Regions from separate parts of the Homo sapiens genome. Here region 1 is linked to region 2. A link is a loop called in an ENCODE intact Hi-C map of the cell type or tissue named here. Cell type or tissue: heart left ventricle. All regions are shown on one strand. Links, peaks and the distances in the headings refer to the core of each region. The heading gives the core; the rest is flanking DNA. Region 1 overlaps RORA (RAR related orphan receptor A). Region 2 overlaps RORA (RAR related orphan receptor A).

What was found. A loop is a pair of places that touch in the nucleus more often than their neighbours do. Peaks named below come from ENCODE experiments on the same cell type or tissue, not always from the same donor. Only the 100,000 strongest peaks of a DNase experiment are listed, where the experiment ranks them.
Region 1: it touches region 2 in a loop (4-fold over the local background); 1 of 110 quality-filtered maps calls a loop at or near these places.

The regions. Positions count from the first base shown.
Region 1 is chr15:61,080,757-61,083,674 of GRCh38, forward strand. The region is part of intron 1 of RORA (RAR related orphan receptor A); the gene reads right to left. All of the region lies in intron 1 of LOC107984805 (a long non-coding RNA gene), which reads right to left. Among named protein-coding and RNA genes, the nearest start is that of RORA, 150 kb to the right of the region's middle. In heart left ventricle, for the core only: no CTCF peak of the experiment used is centred there; no DNase peak of the experiment used is centred there; H3K27ac peaks cover 587 bases.
Region 2 is chr15:61,156,583-61,159,500 of GRCh38, forward strand. The region is part of intron 1 of RORA (RAR related orphan receptor A); the gene reads right to left. Among named protein-coding and RNA genes, the nearest start is that of RORA, 71 kb to the right of the region's middle. In heart left ventricle, for the core only: no CTCF peak of the experiment used is centred there; a DNase peak (open chromatin) is centred at 1,509; H3K27ac peaks cover 1,207 bases.

The DNA of each region.
Region 1 (2,918 bases), core at 267-2,766, 76 kb before region 2:
GAATGTGGATGCAGTTCAGATGTTTATACCAACGACTGGCATAAATAAACGAGGAAAGAATTCAGGTCGGCCCAATCATTAGTAACAGTATCTTCTTGCTCTCCTGGGAGCTGTTTCAGATTTTGGCTTCATCCTCACCCCTACATAAAGAGACAAGGATGGGATTGCAGCTTCTAGAATTACAACCATTTTGTCAACTTGTCATTTGACTCACTGTCTGGCCGGTGCCTCTCCCTCTGGGTCCAGAGACATTTTGCACAGGAAGAAAGCAATAAAGTGAAGTCACAGGGCCGACGAATTCTCCAATCTTCAAAGTACCTCGTTCTGCCCCACAGTACATACATATTTCTGGTAAGCGCCATGGAGAGCCTCACATCTGTTACCTCCTGCACCGCTGGGAATCAAAGCATTTATCCCCATGAGATGTTTTCTAAAGGCCTGAGGGCACTGGGCCATTTTATCCTCCCTCCCTTGGAGAGAGCTTCTCTGACTACATGAAAATACCTGAAAAGGCTAACTTTGTCTGTTCCTTATTGCCTTAAAAATAAGAGTACTCTTAACCTTTAGGGATTTATATTTGGAAGAGGGAAATGAACTAGATACAGCTTATAAAAAGGCAGGAAAGTGAGTCATTTTTTAAATTGTTTACAAGCTTGGGACCAAAAAATATACATATTTGCAGATCTTTGAATATACACTGGTCTTATTTCCCCGTGTATATTATTCCTTTTCTCTACTATCTTTATGCTTTTCAAAGAAAACTAAGTGGGGCCAGGCATGGTGGCTCACACCTGTAATCCCAGCACTTTGGGAGGCCGACGTGGGTGGATCACGGGGTCAGGAGATCGAGACCATCCTGGCTAACATGGTGAAACCCCATCTCTACTAAAAATTCAAAAAAATTAGCCGGGTGTGGTGGCGGGCGCCTGTAGTCCCAGCTACTGGGGAGAGTGAGGCAGAAGGATGGCGTGAACCTGGGAGGCAGAGCTTGCAGTGAGCCGAGATCACGCCACCGCACTCCAGCCTAGGCAACAGAGCAAGACTCTGTCTCAAAAAAAAAAAAAAAAGAAAGAAAGAAAGCTAAGTGGAACCTATACAGCAAGTGCTAGACACCTAGTTGATTATTCGAATAACTAGGATTTACAACCATTAATTAGTAAAAATTAGCCCTGGGAAATAATAATAACTAGAATTCTAGAAAGCTGGGAAACAGCCCATATTTAGGGTTTCGGCTTTACTACTTACTAATCATTTCCAAAACATGGGGATACTACACAGTCACCTCACAGGTTTACTGTGACAATCATATGTAAAAATAATTTTGTAAAGTGCTGTACTTCTTAGTAGTGACAGGTCTTTCTACAGTTGCCCCTTAAATGACATAGGTTTGACTGCCGAGGTCCACTTACACACGGCAGTCAACCAAACGCAGATCAAAAATACGGTATTTGGCCGGGCGCAGTGGCTCACACCTGTAATCCCAGCACTCTGGGAGGCCGCGGCGGGCGAATCACCTGAGGTCAGGAGTTGGAGATCAGCCTGGCCAACATGGTGAAGCCCCGTCTCTACTAACAATACAAAAATTAGCTGGGCATGGTGGTGGGCACATGTAATCCCAGTGACTCAGGAGGCTGAGGCAGGAGAATTGCTTGAACCTGGGAGTTGGAGATTGCAGTGAGCTGAGATCACACCATTGCACTCTAGCCTGGGTGACAAGAGCAAAACTCCATCTCAAACAAACAAACAAAAAAACCACATACACAATAATACAGTATTTGCAGGATGCAAAACCTGCCCCTACAGAGGAGTGACATTTTGTAAACGTGGGTTCTGCAGCACCAACTTCATCACTTGAGTATGTGTGGACAGGCAGTCGAAGCAATCCCCATGAACACCGAAAGATGGCTGCAGTTCTTCATTGGGACTGAAGGAGAAAGGCCAATGGGGTTGCTCTTTCACAGAAAGAGTTATATCAACATGTTTTTTTAGATGCTAAATCATGTTTATAATTAAATTGGTTATTTCTTTAGATTTCTTTTCTCTAGGACATTCTAGGATTCTAAGAGAAGAGATAAAATACGAATAATTGATTTGATCTGTTTAATACTGAGAAAGAATTGGAGAGTGTTGTCCTCAGTAGAAGCTTAGAAAGCTTCTAAAGAAGGAGAGGCTGGATGAATTCCCCAAGATGACATACTAAAAAATAGAACCAGGCTGGGATGGAAGGGCTCCTGACTCCTCCTTCAGTGCTCTATGCTAAACAAAACCTTCCTTTTCGCCTTTCCACATGAAGCCCACATCTGAGACCACAAAAGCGTCCCTCTCAAAAAGGTGTGGAATTGTTGTGAAAGCTGTGCCTGGAGGACAAGGGCTGCGCCTGACTGTTCACTGCAGGATTCTTTCTCTTGTGCCTCCACAGTAGGCAAGCAGGACTGATGTTCCGTTGTCCCGAGGCTGACACGGCTTCCCTCTCCCAGCCTGAAAGCATCCAAATGGGTCACACTGGCTTCACTAATAGTGACCATGTTATTAAAATTCCAGGCAGAATCCAAAGTGCAAGATTAAGATTACAAAACGCCTAGTTCCGGTAGGGATCAGAGAAAAGAGGAGACCCATTCCTTTAGATGATCTGGGCCAAGAGGTAGCAGTTCCTTCATACAAAGCCATCTATACCTATGGACTTTTTGGAATGGGGTAATTAATTCCTTAGTCCCTCTGAATCTGAGGCTGAAATCTCTCCATGTTCAGAAGCCTAACATATTTCACAAAATCCTCTGGTGCAGGAAAAGCCCAATTTAAACAGACCCAAATAACCCCAGAATACACTGTTGCCGACTCCACATCTGTTGCTGTGTTTGTTCATCTGGAAAGGATTCTGTAGTTCTCAGGCACTAAAGGGGAAAATTAGGAAAGGGAAA
Region 2 (2,918 bases), core at 240-2,739:
GAGACCCTAGGAGGTAGAAGCACTCTGAGAAGGAGGAAAGTTCTGGAAGCTACAGCATTATAAGAGCCATCCTTTAGGGTATAAAGATGAAATACAGCAAAGGCTTGGAAACAGAAAGACCCTTAAAACTTGACGTCTTCTCCAGACTCCCCCATGTTATAAGAGATGTTAAATCTGAGGTGAAAAGAGGTTAATAAATTTGTCAAAGTCACACTTTTATAACTTAGTACTGGCCCATATCAAGGATTTGCTTTTTCAAAGGATTTTCCAGGTTGCAAAATATGGCCAGTGCAGATTCAGCCCAATACCATCTATCTTTTGTAATGAATGGTGAGAAGGATGTTCATCTTGAAGAACCTGGGTACTGCCAGAGCCTCCAGTTCCTTCTAAATCAGCCAAACAATAGTTTGATCAACATATTTTCAAGGTAGAGTATAATTTATCCTTTTCCAAGCTTCAGAAAACCAAACAACCCTGCATGGTACATGTAGTAAATCTGAAACAGAATATTTAATTAAGGTAGCACACGGCACATGGTAGGTACTTAGTAAATGTTCGCAGGATGAAAAAAGAATGACCAAAACCAAGTATTTTGACCAAGTGAGAATAGATTATATCCTCTGAACCATTAAGTTTTGACACCTCTTAGGGAAATAAAAATAGCCCTTTTGGCATAAATGTAGGCAACATCATGAATATTGAAAGGAACTTTCAATCCAGAGACCTCTGTGTTGGGCATGACACCCAACTAGCTGTGTGATGGTAGGGAGGTAGGTTAACTCTTCTGAGTTTCAGCTAAACATAAAATGTTAAAAAATACCTTTTAAAGTTAATGGGTTATTTGTGTAAACTAAGTGATATAGTGAATATGAAACTACATTTATAAAGTTTAAAATACTGGACTCAGCTAGGTATTTGCACTACACAGATACAATATATTTGATCCTCACAGCCGTTTGTACCCAGCTTACTTACCCCATTGTTCTCCAGGAGCCAAGATTTAAGGGACAGCCCTCCTCACCATGTGCTGGCACAACGAAAGGCACTGGGCACACACAGATAAGACAAAGAAAAAAATCTTTGCGATTGATTTTAAGCAGCTCTCTCCCATTAGTGTATATGTTTTAAAGGAATCTGATTCTCTTTACATCTAGCTGAGTGACTGGCCCTAGTTTCGTGACTGCCACACAGTAGGCTGTTATTAAATGACTGTTAAATAAATCGATAAATAAATGTGTTCATGGTGGAAGGAATGAAAACAAACCCAGCATTGGGATAATCGCCCCATCCCTCAGACCCAGATTAGTAAAATTCCATAATATGCAAAGCTGAAGAGAGCAACAGAGTCGGGCCTCTGAGGTATGTGTATGTTCCTCAGCTGGAGCCAAATCCCAGACCCTGGAGAGCATGGAAAGCCACAGTTCAATTCATGAGAGGACGTGCCAAAGCCCAACCCCAGCTGCACACTGACTTGTCGGAAAACTTACCAAATTCCCTTTCAGAAGGGTTTGCTGTGACCACTATCCCAAATGGAGTGTTGGTCACATGTCAGACTTGGACGCCAAGTCCTTGTCCACAGAGTGTGGGATGAGCAATTCCATCCTGACAGATGTGATCCCTGGAGTGCTCGAAGTGACAGTGTGGAGTTTTCCACTCCTCCAGACAGCGGGCAAATATGTGCTGATCTGACTTGGCTTAAACGAAGACCTGACAGCCTTCTCCTCTCTGGAAGTGTCATCTCAACTGGAGATCAGCCAGGATGTCTTTGCAAGTTGTGGGTTCTCAACTTTCTAGAACTGGCGGGGGCTGGGAAATCTGCAGCATTAATTGGATATGAACTTTTCATTCCTCCTCCAAGCTGGCTAATGTTGGTCAAAGGCATATGATGTTTAACCTATTTTATGTCTAAATGGCTACATAGCTCATTACTTCCTAGGTGGCTGCCAACCTTTGCCTTTATTGAATAAACAATTTTTGAGCACTTGCTATATGCCACCCACTCTTCTAGATTCTTTACAAGTGTCCACTTATTTACTGCTCATCCGCTCCCCCGAGGTAAGTACTATTATTTCCCTCAGTTCGCAGATGTGGTAATAGAGACCCAAAGAGGCTCAGAAACTGTTCCTGGTCTGGATTGTTGCGGGAGCTGTCGTGTCAGCTGAAACAATATTTGATGAAAGACTGTGCACTTTGGAGAATAAAATGGCTCTGTTCCTCTTCAGGAGTGAGTCATTCTGAAGCACGTTCTATGGCATTTAAAGGATGAAGGCAAGGATGAAGTGGGGAGGTCCGCAAGGAAAAGTACATTGGGAATATTGCATTCACATCTGCACCTTTAACCAAGGACAGAGGATATCAAGGGAAGTACACATTCATGATGTGGTAGGATCTTTTCTCAGATTCAATCTTAGTCATTTTACGACTAGACCTCAATAAATCGCAAGCATGGTGTAACATATATAAATATACAGCTAGACATAGGTAGATATAAATAGATAGACATAACTAGACAAATCAGACTCTGATTTAAGAACAACTTCCTACCCTTTGTTAACTGGAAAATAATCAGCTCTCATAGATCCTCCTACACAGAATGAAAGGGGGTTACTTAGCCTATATCAAGAGTCCCATTTATCAGCCTTTTTGAAGGAAATGCCACACCCCTTCGAGACACATCTCTCCCTATAAAGAAGCAGCTTTGCCTTTCCTATTTACCCATCTACCCTTGCTGAACATCATTAAAACATTAAGCCATCATTTAACCTGAGAGATAAAATTTAACCCTGAAAATGTACTTCCAATTTTTTTTACTTACCAGCTTGTCACCCACAGCTAATCCCTTTCTTCCATCAGAAACCCTTGTCAAAAACTGATGGTTATTGCATGCTAATTTCACCACAAATACCTGATCTGAATTC